Linked DNA regions of Homo sapiens: region 2 is linked to region 1. A link is a contact called in ENCODE Hi-C or POLR2A ChIA-PET data. All regions are on one chromosome and are shown on one strand. Each heading gives the region's core, a stretch centred on a gene start or an enhancer-like site at or near the end of the contact. The rest is flanking DNA. Distances are from core to core; before and after follow the strand shown. Region 1 has its middle 97 kb from the start of LINC02404. Region 2 overlaps LOC105369896 (a long non-coding RNA gene).

Region 1 (7,025 bases), core at 971-3,470:
GTATCCATGAAGCTCCTACACTCAGAGATCTAGGCTAACAAAGGAGCTATTGGACAGCTCCACCTTATAGCTGCATGTTCTGGCTATAGTGTGGCTTTCAGATTCACCAGGAAAGGGAGAAGGGGAGAAGGTGTGATGGAAGGATTTTCTCTGTTCAGGGTTTGGTTCAGAATTAATGCACATCTGTTTACACACAGTCCATTGGCCATCACCAGCATGTGGCCCCATCAAACTACAAAGTGGCTAGAAAGTGTGACACAATTGTATCCCCAGAAGGAGAGGAAAATTAGAAAGCAACGAATGTTAGGGATCTCTCTGTCTAAAGTAACATGCAAGAGTAATTTTTAATGTGCTTTTTAAATGTTTTCTTTAAAAAAGATAATGCTCAAATACCATTCAAGGACTCTTCTATTCCAGCTCCCCTACCTTGGCTCCAAATGTACTCAGCCAAATGCATATATTTTGCTTTCATAGAAGAGTCTATAAACAACAAGATCACAAAATAGGCACGATATCTTTGGAGGCCTTCACACAAAGACTTACATAAGTAAAATATGACATAAATAATACTCAAGTATCAAGGCCTGAGCTTTTGGAGAGTAAAAAAATAATACCAGAAAAGTTCTTCAAGGGCATATAGTTGGTGGTTAGATACTAAATAAAACACTTGCAGATTTAACCCCAATAATTGATTATTCTTTAAGGGTTAAGGTCAGTGTTTTGCACACCAAATGACACTGTGGATTCATAAACTATCTGATATGTCAGCCACATTCTTGAAGACCAGAGGGTTTGTGTGTACAAGAACAGAATAGTGATCTAGTGGACAAAATTATCTTAAATACAAAACGTAATTTAGCCGGTTGTTTAAGATCAGTCAAAAACTCATTAAAAAAAAAAAAAACCCAAAACTTATGTGTTGTTTTTTTACTGTGAAGACTGCAACAACCAGAGCCAACACTCAGTTTAATGTTGTACATTTCCCTACCTCAGCCCAGAGTTTTAATAAATGGTTAAAATAAGCATTGAGGTATTACAAAAGTAATATATTGTATTTAATAAAATCAAACAAAATAGAAGAAAAAACTAAAAATCTCTCCTCATCTCCTTTTCAAGTCTCAGATTTTAAAATCTTACTTCTTGATATATATGCTTCCAGAGTTTTGATAAGTATATGTAAATAAACACCTGCAAGCAATCACTAACCCATATTTTTATTTACATATTATAAATACATATTGATCTCTTGTAGACTTCAAGTATCATAAAAATAAAAAAGGTCAGTATTTGTTTACTTTTATTCCTAGTAGCAAACACAGTGCCTGACATTGTTGATGCTTAATTGATTATCTGATGAACAAATTACTCTTAAGTTAATACATCTTAGACAGTTTCCCAAGTGAGCTTTATTATTTTTAATCTTACTAGAGTTTTCCATAATATAAACATGCCATAATATTTTAAAATATCTTGTTCACCAGGATAAATATTTGTGTAGGATTAATCCCTGGAAACAGGATATTTAGCTCAAAGTCATGAATGTTTTAAATGCTGATAGACACTAGTGAAATGGTTATTCACCTATTTGGAGAATCACAGAACCATTGGACAAAGATGAAAATTAATGTCCCCTCTCCTAGTAAATTACACCAGTGTCCTACATGATTTCAGAGTGTAATAATATAGGCATGATTCCTAGGTAAAGAATCCCTGCTTTAGAGTGTCAACCTCAGTAATCTGAGGTTCACTTCACTATAAATGGTCTCAGCTTCTAATTGCAACACGGTTTGCCAGCTTTCCTTCAGAAAACAGATGTTCTCTGAGAGGAAAATTATGAGATATTGAGATATTACATCTAATTTGCCTCATGAAAATGTTAAGCTCAGTTTACCCATTTTCAAAGGCAAATGCTTCTGTGTCAGTATAGCCGTAAAAACTCTCACTCTGCCACATCGAAATCCCACATTAAGCAATGATTTTCTTATTTTCTGCTTTAGAGTTTCTCTAACTGCTCTAGTCACAGTGATGTTACCAAAATTTTTAAGAAAAAGGAGAATGCGACGTGTTTGTTTCAATTTTTATTGCAGCAGGTTGAATTAAGTAAGAACTTCCGTTTTGCCCAGCCCAAATGTGAGAGCTGCACTGAGTCATGAAAGAGAGCTCTAAGTGAAGACAGTGACTAATAGTTAGGAGAATGCTTGGTCAGCAGAAAGGCAGACCTTGATCTTCCAGTGACCAATGGCAAACTCATATCAGCACATCAGCAGGGCAATGGGTCAAAGCCATTACTGTTTTATCATTCTTGAGTCAAAACAAGAAACTGTGACGTGCCTGGTCATCAGAGCTAGTCACTTTCTTCCACATACACACCCAGATACTCCGTTTCTTTAAGTTTATTTTTCTTAAAGGAACAAAGAAAAATTAATTTAATTAGTCCCCCTGCCCATTTTCAGAGAAAACAAAGCCTCTTCTAAAGAGATGAAACTTTCAGCTGCTTTCAGGAGGAAGCATGCTTTTATTTAAGGGACTGTAACTGATTTATAAGAGAATAAAGCACTCTTCGTTTACTCAGCTAGAAATTATATAGGCCTTTCCTCATTTCACTTCCAAAAGAGGAACATTTGGATATTGCAGAGAACCGACTTTGACATCTTTAGAGAGTGGAATCACTTGGCTGGGCTCATTTCCTGGATCCTGTGTTTTCATAGCACAGTTTCAAAGACAGTGTAAAGCCAACACACACTTAAAATTCTTGGTTTCTATCAAAACAAATCTGCCATTTCCTGCTTTACTTTTTCAGTGAGGTTCATTACAGTGCTAAATTTGAACCTCATTAAAAAATAACATCTACACCTGTCCTTAGATTATTCCTAAAAAGTAACATTCTCCTATTTTATAGTAAATGCTACTGTATGCAAACTTGAAATCTATACTTAATATCATTGAGTAAAAATGTGACCAGACTTAGGTTTTAAACTATGAAACATATGTGTATAAGTTCTTCCCCTTTTGCCCTTTGAGAAATCAAATTGAAATTCAACTGAGGAGGAAATAGGCTAATGCAAATAAGAAATTGTCATCTGGGCTTTTGCTACTCAAAAGGTGTTTTTTGAAACAATAACATCAGCATTAAGTGGGAACTGATTATAAATGCAGTATGTAGGGCTGCACCCCAGTTCTCCCTATTCACAAAGTACATTTTAAAATATTCCCGTGTGATTTGCATATACATTATTCCCCCTGTCCTTAGAAGGTATGTTTCAAGACCTCCAGCGGATGCCTGAAACCTTGAATAGTACCAAATTCTATATATACTACTTTTTTCCTACCTATCTACGATAAAATTGAATTTATAAATTAGGCACAGTGAGAGATCAACAGCATTAACTAGTAATAAAATTGATCTATTGTAATAAAAGTAAAATAAGAGTTACTTGAACATAAGCACTGAGATACTTCAACAGTCAATCTGATCACCAAGACAGTGACTAGTGACTAATAGGCATGTGGTGAGTACAAGATGGATACCTGGACAAGGGATGATTCATGTCCTGAGCAAGTTGGAGTGGGGACGTTGGGAGATTTTATCAGCTCCTTAGAATGGCACGCAATTTAAAACATACGACTTGTTTACTCCTGGATTTTCCATTTAATATTTTTGGACCGTGATTAATTACAGGTAACTGAAGTCTTGGAAAGTAAAATCAAGGCTACTGGATAAGGGGAACTACTGGACATTACTTTGAGAAACCCTGGTGTAGGTCATCGCTGTGAAGCTATGCAGAGACCCTAAATGTTTCATTCTTTAAAATACACCATTGTGTGATGAAGGCCAAATATTATAGGTATTTACAGTCCTCAAGGTTATAGAACTCGGCTGGGCATGGTGACTCACACCTGTAATCCCAGCACTTTGGGAGGCAGAGGTGGGAGGATTGTTTGAACCCAGGAGTTCAAGACCAATCTGGGCAACATGATGAAACCCTATCTCTACAAAAAATACAAAAATTAGCTGGGCATGGTGGCTCCCACAAGCAGTCCCAGCTACTAGAGGGCTGAGGTGGGAGGATCACCTGAGCCCAGGAGTTTGGGACCAGCCTACACAGCAGAGTGAGACCCCTCCATCTCTACAAAAAAAAAAAAAAAAAATTAGCCAGGCATGGCAGCACATGACTGTAGTCCCAGCTACTTGGGAGGCTGAGATGGGAGGATTGCTTGAGCCCAGGAGTTTGAGGCTGCAGTGAGCCAAGATCACGCCACTGCACTCCACCCTGGGGAAAAGAGTAAGACCCTGTCTCAAAAAAAAAAAAAAAAAAGGCTGCAGAACTTCAAGTTTATTCCCTGAGCAGGACATGTATGAAAGACTGTGTTCTTGAGGAAATTTAATTGAAAAAAGATAGTCAAACACACAACCAAGTTCTTCATAGCTATTTGAAGACCTGTGTGCAGAAAACATCACTGCTGAACGACCAAAGGAAAACAGAGCATGATTCAACTAAAACAAGCAGTTTTAGGTAAAAACAAAATCAAGAGCTCAAAACAATGAAAAAGATAGGCTTGCTTTGTTTTAGTTTACTGTATTTAAACTGCTAATTTATCATTAATTAAAATGTCTTCAATAATTTTTATGAATTCAGCCCAAAAATACTATTTTGTGCTGTTTTTTTTCAAAATAGAATCTTTGCAAAACAATACTAAAACTTTATTTCTATATTCAATAAATATTACTCAATACTAGGCACTGTTTTAGGTATTTGAAATACATCAGTGAATAAAAATCTGTATTCTTGTGGAACTTACATGTTTGTGAGGAGAACACAGAAAATAAATACCAAAAGGAAAAGTAAATTGCATATTAGACTGGAAGCGATAAGAGCCAGAGAGCAGGGTTGGTTGCAATTTTAAGATCAGTTTGGAGGGAAATTTGAAGGAAACTAGAAAAGCAGGAAAAGGCAGGGAAGGCTTGATTCTTTTGGCCAGAGGATAATGGATGTCAGTCTCTTCTATGTATTTATTGTTTTTTGACATTAAGGAAGAGCAAGCAGGGGAGGGTAATGCCCTTCTTCTAACTTGTAATGTGGTTGATGATCCACTGCTTTAGCAATAGTGGGGAACCTTGCTCTATGATTAGTGTTTCTAGTGACCCAAGCATTCAGCTACATGTGAACTCAGATTTTATTTTTCTGTGGCATCTGAATCCACATTAAGTACATTCTTATTTTAAATGTATAATAATAACCTCTAGAAACTAAATTCATTACAATAACTTTATTATGTGCTTATTATGTATAAAACTTTATTATTTTTTTCTAATCCTAGAAGGAGGTATTATCATCGTTACTTTAGGGATAAGAAAAGAGAGGATCTGAGATTATAAGAGCCAAGCTCCAAGGTTAGGAAGCTGTTTTTGTGGTTCGGGCAAGAACTGAACTTGCCTCTCTCTGAAGTCAAAGTCACAATCTTTTTACTAAGCCAACACCAGAATTTGTGCTCAATGCATTCTGTTAGACACCTGCAATCTCTAATTTTATTTAAAAATGTTTATAGGGCGGAATCAACTAATTTCTTACTAGCAGACTTTATACACACCAACAAGCATAAAAAAGATGCCACCTGGACAGGTCAATAGTCATTTCATGGCAGCTCGATGCTGATACCAAAATAAAACTTCAAGATCCTAATATAGTCTATACACTATAACTTTTTATTAATCATTTTATCCACAACCTTTATCAAGTTCTACACATATGGTTCTTTTATTTTCTTTTCTTTTTTTTTGAGATGGAGTCTCTCTCTGTCACCAGGCTGGATTGCAGTGGTACGATCTTGGCTCACCGCAACCTTCACCTCCCGGGTTCAAGCGATTGTCCTGCCTCAGCCTTCCAAGTAGCTGGGATTACAGGTGTGCACCACCACACCCGGCTAATTTTTTTGTATTTTTAGTAGAGACGGGATTTCACCATGTTGGCCAGGATGGTCTCAATCTCTTGACTTCATGATCTGCCCGCCTTGGCCTCCCAAAGTGCTGGGATTACAGGCATGAGCCACCGTGCCCGACCAGTTGTTTTCATTTATTGAATTGTTCTCGTGAGTTAGAGATTGCACTATACATTCCACATGTATAATATTTTGTCTTAATAACACTATTTTAGAGAAAACTGAAGTCTATAAATGTTAAATGGAAACTTTACCTTAAGTGTCATAATGAATGTTGAGTCCTAGCCCCTAGTTCAGAACCATAGAAATTTCTGTGTAGGGAATTACTTAAAGAACTCAATTCACAGCAGTTAAGGAGTAGTCCATCAGCATATGGTAAATCTAAGAGGAGCAAGCAGTGGTGGATATCTTAGACTATGAGGGTCAAGAAGCCAGTACAAAATTAAAGCTTTGCTTCTAGAAAAATGATCCAGGAACTAACCACATTGCATCTCAGTACCCATCTGCCATTTCCGGGTGCCAAGCCCCCAGCAAGACACAAGACACCTGGACTATGTAGGTGGCATATCGGTATAAATCTATCCTTGCTAGGTGGTGGAAGGCAAAACTACTCTCATAGGGTCTTAAATGATTCTTTCTGTCCCTGGTCATTACAAGCAGCTGGCACTCTGAGTCCAAAAAAGGAGCCAAAAACGCAACAGCACAGTAAATTGTTGATAACAGAGACCTTGAGTCATCAAGAATGCATTTAAAGAAACAGAGCAGCACGTAGTACATGATAGAAAGCTTTTCATGTAAAACTGTTAAAGCGAAAGTCTCTGCTTTTTATCTGGCAAGTTTTACAAACCCTACCGGAGAATGCACTTTATGCAGAATTCTCATTTCCTGACAACCCTGGATAGATCAGGCATAGCTGTGATAATGTTCATCTCTGTGTATTATAATGAAGCTGCCATGGTAACTCCAGAAGTCACTTTAAAAAATGTGCAATTTTAAAAGTTCATTTCTTGGAAAAAGATTAGCACAGCTATAACACTCATAATAATCTAATGAGACCTGAAAAGAACACTCAGGCAAAAAAATATATA
Region 2 (6,830 bases), core at 896-3,395, 200 kb after region 1:
TCTATACATTACTATTTTGTATATGTAGTTTTTAAAGATATTAACTTGTTACAAGTATATTTCTCTGAAGATGTTCATCTTTTTTGCTGTTTCTTTTAAATTATTTTCAACTGTAAACCTACTGAGATTTGAGTTTTTTAGCACTGTCAAAAAATACTTACTTCAAGAAACATTATTCTCCTAAATGTATAGAAGATATTTCAAGAGATCATAATTTCATATTAGATATTCATAAAGAATTTTCTTTCATAAAATAAACAGATTTTTGCCATTTTATAAATGCACATAAAAGCAGTAACTGTTCTTAATTTACCAACATTTCTTTTTGCCTCCTAGAACACTTACATCTGATATAATAAGATAATTACTAAGTGTCTTATAAGTGTTTCTTTAATGTATCATCTCTCCCAAAACTTTGAAATCTCCTGGAAGACAATAAACTGCTGAAATAATTCTTTCCCCTCTTCTGTTATTAAACATAAAATAAGCATTCAAACATATTTGTTTGATTCAACAATTGAAAATTAATTTGAATACTACCCATTCAATGCAAATAACTATACATATACAAAAATTATGGGTCATTATCATCCTTTAAGTCAAGTAAATAAGTAATTGTTCTAAGAAATTAAAAAGCTATATTTTTCCTTTATTGTTAAATGTTAAATAATTCAATATTGCTTCCTTGCAAAATTACTCAATGAATATATATTGCTTTGATCATTCAAAGTTATGTATATATACACATACATATACACACATACATGGATATTCAACTATTTGCTGTGCACTGTGTTGGATCCATTGTACGTGTTTTCTTTCTTTCCTCCCAACATCTCTTAAAAACATAATTGTCTTCACATTACAGATGAGGGAGCTGAAGATTAGAGAAGCACAATTAATTGTCTAAGGTTTTACTGTCAGTAACAATCAAAGCTGAGATTTAAATGCAAGTATTTAGAATGCAAATTTAATTATATTTCCAAAATATTACAGCTAATTCTTCACATGCATATTCTATCTTCAAACAAATGGGTATTACTGGTATATATTAAGTACATATATAACATACTGAAGCACATTCTAAGAGATAGAGTAGCCTGTAAACATAGATCAGCAACTGTAAATGGATACACAGTAAGGCATATACAGGTACAGGACTGGCTTTCTTGACTTGACATTAAGTATATGCACCAAGTAAAAGAGAGCTGCATTTCAGCCCTTTTCAGTGTGGCTCTTATTTGGGTTAGAAAAATGGTGATTATTTTTTATGACAGGAAGGATCAGATCATCTTAATTCATCATCTCCTTTGCATTCACTCTGAATCATTTTTCTGTCTTGGCCTACAAATTAGTAATGTTTTTTATTGCTTAACAATGCAAAGAATTATCTCATCATCTAAGTTCAACTCTATAATATTTAAGTTAATCAATATTTGCCATTTGTTAGGCATATGATAGATATTCAGATATTTACTAAGTTTAGACTGTATGACGGATTTTCTCTGAAACTAAGACCACTAGGTCAGTTAAAGTATTCCATCCAAACCCCACTGTGAATTATATTGCTGATTTTAAATGAGCTTCTATCCAGGCTGTTCAAGCACATGTTTCTTTCAGATCTTTGGCATCTCTGATTTTATTCTACCTTCAGGAATTAGGAAAATCAAGCTGAGTCCTTTAGTTTTATGTTTCCTCTGTATAAGTAGCGTCTACAATAAATACCAAAGCTTAAAGATTAATAAATCCCTCCACGTACAACAGGATTTATGACAGAAAACTGCAGTATTTTTACTAATTATTACAAATGACAATTGAAAATACTCACTTCTGGCTTTGCTCTTTTTATGACTGTAAAAGCCACTAGCATAAGGATGCCTCTTTTTGGTTAGGCTCATAATCTTTGATTTATCTTCTTCAATTCTGAGAAAATAAGCACTGAGGGGGGTCTGGTTTATATTACTGGGACAAGACAATGGCTCTAATCTGCAATCTTCTATTTTGTTTCTGCTGTTCAAAGACCAATTTCAATTTTAACTTGCCTGTTGTCCCTTTTCTGTTGGTAGAAAGCTGTTTTGATTACAGGAGGGGTGGAGGTGGTGGGGGTGAGGTGATGTCAGTGGTGATGGTGGTGGTGTTGTGTGTGTGCCTGTGTGTGTGTGTGTGTGTGTGTGTGTGTGTGTGCGTAAAAAGGAGCTAGGCTAGTAGAGGAATGGGAGGCAGCATACATAAGCTGTATTTGTGAATCTGCTTATAAACCTAACAGATTTTTCAGCTGAAATTTGGCCAATGTTAATTGTACACACTGAATTCATGCTGGGAAAATCTCTTTGGAAAAAAAAAAAAAAAAAGACAGAGAGCACAGCCGGCCTGTTATGTAAGATGTTTATTTTCATCCAATCCAACCCACCATAGGCAGTACAGAAAATAGGCCAGTGCTTCTGACCGGTGACATCACCTCATCATCAGGAGAAAGCGGGAATGGCTGATCACCATATTGTTAGTAAAGAGGATAATTTCCTTTCACAATTGTTTTTCTTTTGGAAACCTTTATTTCTGGAGATAGTGATCTCATCTCTGTGGGATGTTTATTTCTTCAGATTCTGTAATAACAGTGAAGCTACCTGGATTTCAGTTCTTGTACAATGCACATAAACACTTATTTTGGTGCTTTTTCTCTGGGTCTCCAAACGTTAAAAGATTGGATGATTTTAGCAGAACATTGACCATCCTAAGAAAATTGTGACGGGAAGAGGAATAATTATTCTGATATTTAACCTTATGAAGTATTTTATGTAGCCTTTGGTAATTTGCTTTGCAGAATGCCTCCTTTTCTTAGGCTGTGTCACATTATATTTGGGTAGATGGGCATTGTGTTTATTTTATGAATACTAAGAATGAAATGCACAGTTTTTAGAAAGTGTTTTAAGCAGGTCATTATCTACGCTATAATATAGACGTTTTTGCAATTTATAAGTAGTAAAGTGGGTGAAATTTTGTGGGTGTGTGCATGTAGCTTTTTTTTCTAATTCAAAATTAATAGAAAACTAAAAATAGGGTCTTTATTATAGAAGCTAATTCAGCTACTTAGAAAATATACCACAATAAAATTAACCAGTCTGTGGTTTGTTTATGACAGATTTGGTTAAATGACTTCTTTCTGTTACGGGACAATTTTCAGGATTATTCAAATTCACCCACTTTTTAAAATAAATAATTTGCCTATTCTTGTTTCATTCTCCCTCTAGAGGATATCAGTGCGTATTACAATTCAAACATTAAATATGCCAGTAGGTCTAATTTAAATACAGCACGATCCTGAGAACTGTTCCTTGACTTCATTTGTATTCAACTTAACTCAGTTCTAGAAGCCATTATCTTAAGTAGCTCTAAGTTTGCAGCACTTTTTTCCTTTAAACCTAGGTGTCAGTATCTTAAGGAGGTCATTTTTGTTTTGTTTTGCTTTGTTTTGTTTTTGTTTTTTTAAACAACAAAATCAATATCTTAACCCTCGTGAAGAGCAGTACTGAAATGGTTAGAGTTTCAGTTTCTAATATAATGAGCGGTGTGTGTTTGTGACTCTAAAAGTCTAATTATTGTGTTCTGGGATATCCACATTACATCTGCTAGGCAGTCTTTGAGGACACTGGAGGCCATTTAATGTTGTATAAATTAAGTATCACAATAAAAAGTGGTCCAGTAACCTGCAGATATGACAGTCAAATATTAGAATTGGTACAAAAATATTTATGGACATTCACCTGAAGATGAGCATAGGAAAGGGCTCCTTATCTTGCTTTCAAGAGACATGAATGATTTGATTTGCGAAAGCTGCCTAATCATTCAGAGCCTATTTTCTCTATCAGTAAATAGGAATAATTATATCACCTTTTAGTAGTATGAAGACCAAGTAAAATCTAGAAAATGCTTAATATGTGACTGACTTGGAGTAAATTATTTTCTCTTCTATTGTAATAAAAATTCTCTGGTTGGAGCTAAGAAGTGAAAATATAAAAATTAGCAAAACCTTTCGGGAGATTCCCCTCATTTCTTGATTTATTTTCTTATATGTTCTGTACTTCCAATTTCAGAGTCATGGCATGATTTTATCTTCAAAATGTTGTTACAGGACTCTTGCAGAAATGCCAGTCGTAGGTGGACAGTCTGGAAAAAGAAATCCATGATTCTGTTTCTTAGTGTGAGACTGTGGGGCTTTATTTCTTTTTGGTGGGACATAGAAAGGGAGAAATAGGTAGTCATTTATGTTTTGATTTAGAAGTTCAGCATATAAAGTTTCAAAAAGAAAGATGCTATAGAATATAATAATATATTTCTATTTGTATTTTAAAAGCCTAAAAATTATTTATGAAACTATTTGCAGGAAGTTGGGATTAGGCAGAAGTTTGGAAAACTTTTTCTTTCTCTGTACGGTTTACATAAAAATATTTTCATGAAGAATATACATGATAAAATTTCTTAAGGTGAAAGGTAAATCTTCCATTTCTGAACTCCAGTACCTTAATTTCCCTCTCAAAGACACCCACAGTTTATAGTTCATCATTTTTGTAAGATTTTGCTAGGCAATATATACATACATATATATATATATATAAAAATATAAAATGTTTGTTTTCAGTAGGTGTGTTCTATAGTCTTTGTGAACACTGAATTAGTCACTACTGTACCATTGCTCCTATGGGAAATACAGAGTTAGGTTTCTGAAAGCCTTTGGTCACAACAGTGTCATCATCTGATCTATACGTAACTTTGTTTTGTGTGTTTTTGTGTATGAAGGCATCTTATTTATGATTCATTAACATTAAACTCACAGCCACTATAGCTCATACCCAAACAAAGTTTATCACATATATTTTCACCATAAGGCACATTACAGTCTTCTTGTGCTTAGGAACAGTAGACAGCACTTCAACACTATGCTTGGGGGAAATTTTAAACAGTAAAATCACCAGCAAAAAAGCACAAAAATGAGAAACATTTGGCACTAAATAGACCATGAAAAGGACACTTGTTTATAGTATGGAAGCTGAAATAAGAGGGCAGAGCATTGCCTTCTTTAACCTAGAAAGTTCTGCAAGTATTGATTTTGGAGTTATTAATACAAATATATCTTAGCAAGTAGAAGAACCCATGAATAATGAGGATCAACTGTATATATATGTATGTATTTATATGTATGTGTGTATGTATATGTATATTCTTTTAATCATACACTAGCAATATATTACACGCACTGTTCTGACAGTTGCTTTACAGTATTACTCAGCAGACTCTGAAGTCAGACTGTGGGATCAAAACCTGTCATTACCCTTTGCTAGCTGTGTTACCTTGGGCAGGTTACCTAACTTTTCTGTGCTTCTCTTTACTCTTCTATAATATGGGACTTATAAGGGTATTTACTTAATGGAGTTGTCGTGAGGATCAAATTATTTGATACACAAAAAGCATTTAGAATATATCTGACACATCATAGACATTATGTATTTGCTGCATCATCATTTAAGATATTTGGATAATATTCCTTATTGACCTATATAGCAGGTTCTCACTCTTTTTGAAAACAACATTGTGTTACATCATATGGATACATCATAATTTTTAAACCTGGTGCCCACAGAGGGCATTTATATAGCTTTGTATCTTTTGCTTCAATGAGAATCATCTAACACATTTTCATGTACACGTGGAAATCAACCTGTAGGCAAAGGGGTTGTGCAGTTTTAATTGTATATATATTACCACATTTCCCACAGATTTATTATAATAATCATGTATAATTTAAAAAGCTATTTACTTTCAATAAAAAGAGAGAAAAGAATGACTCTTAGCTTTTATCTTTTGCTCAAATGCAGATTTTTTAATGCAATAAATTGAATAAATAATCACATTTACCATGTAAATGATTACAGTGACATTTAATGCCACCCATTTTTTAGGTCTATTAAACACCAAAAAGTTTGCAAATATTTTGCAGACTTTACATAAATTATATTGCCAGTCTAGAATATTCTATCAGTCCAGTAAGAATATACCATCTCAGTTAAGTAGGAGTACACCTATCATTTCCTCTACTTGATACTTCTCTTTATGTTAGTAACTCCCCAATAATTTCACTTATTACATTGTGTAAAAAATGAAATCGAAAGCAGAATAGCTGATATACCCTCTGCTTTAAAGGCACTAGTATTAGCTGTAGAAGCTTGAGAAAAACACAAATCTTGCTCAAAAAGGATTATTTTTAATACAAAGAGCACTAATAACTTCCACAAATTAACTATGACATTAAGTAGTCTTCCGGCTTCTTCAATATTTCCACCTTGCTGGCGTTTGCTCGCCTTCCAAATCACTGAAGGAGAGGCATGATTGAGCTTTTGCTTCCTTTCACAACTTTTTCAGAGCAGATTATGTTTCACTTCTTTTATTTCCTTAATTGTTTCTTTCGGAACATTCATTAATCTCTTTACAGGCAATCACAAAGGTATCAGGAATTCTGATTATGGGCTGTGGTGACAATAACCACAAAGGACTGAGCTGAGGTACATTTTCAACAAGGGGAGGATGTCTTTGGAAGCTCTCTATGGGATTGAAAAAAGGTTCTAGAAAATAGCGTGAGTCACTCTTATTAAGGGAGTCAGGGAGGAGAACAGCTGTGCAAAATTAGTACCAGTATCTTCCTACCTTTCATTTTAAACTTTTCAAAAGATTTTTTCTGGTCAGTTCCTCCTGAGAAGGGCAACCTAATCAGACATAATCTTTGCTTTTAGAGGTTACCATGGTGACTGGCCAGGACACACTGTCTTCTCTGGACATCA

The links. Hi-C counts contacts between places; a loop is a spot of excess contacts on that map. ChIA-PET counts read pairs that join two places held with the same protein, here RNA polymerase II (POLR2A). Pooled maps may share reads with other maps.
Region 2: a loop to region 1 is called in a map of PC-3, with 6 times the contacts of the local background. The contact joins two enhancer-like sites. A Hi-C loop is called at or near these places in 4 of 168 maps with a recorded cell type or tissue (A673, GM12878, PC-3 and 1 more) and 10 of 50 pooled maps. POLR2A ChIA-PET finds 5 or more read pairs at or near these places in 5 of 52 experiments (A673, MCF 10A, PC-3 and 2 more).

The regions. Positions count from the first base shown.
Region 1 is chr12:91,774,311-91,781,335 of GRCh38, reverse strand. No RefSeq gene overlaps it. Among named protein-coding and RNA genes, the nearest start is that of LINC02404, 97 kb to the left of the region's middle. RefSeq lists an enhancer at 1,813-3,012. Within about 2 kb of position 2,220, at least 14 of the 41 ENCODE cell types and tissues checked have a DNase peak (open chromatin) inside an H3K27ac peak, as active enhancers do; they include PC-3, where a contact is called at or near this core.
Region 2 is chr12:91,574,511-91,581,340 of GRCh38, reverse strand. All of the region lies in intron 1 of LOC105369896 (a long non-coding RNA gene), which reads left to right. Among named protein-coding and RNA genes, the nearest start is that of LINC02823, 250 kb to the right of the region's middle. Within about 2 kb of position 2,145, at least 3 of the 41 ENCODE cell types and tissues checked have a DNase peak (open chromatin) inside an H3K27ac peak, as active enhancers do; they include PC-3, where a contact is called at or near this core.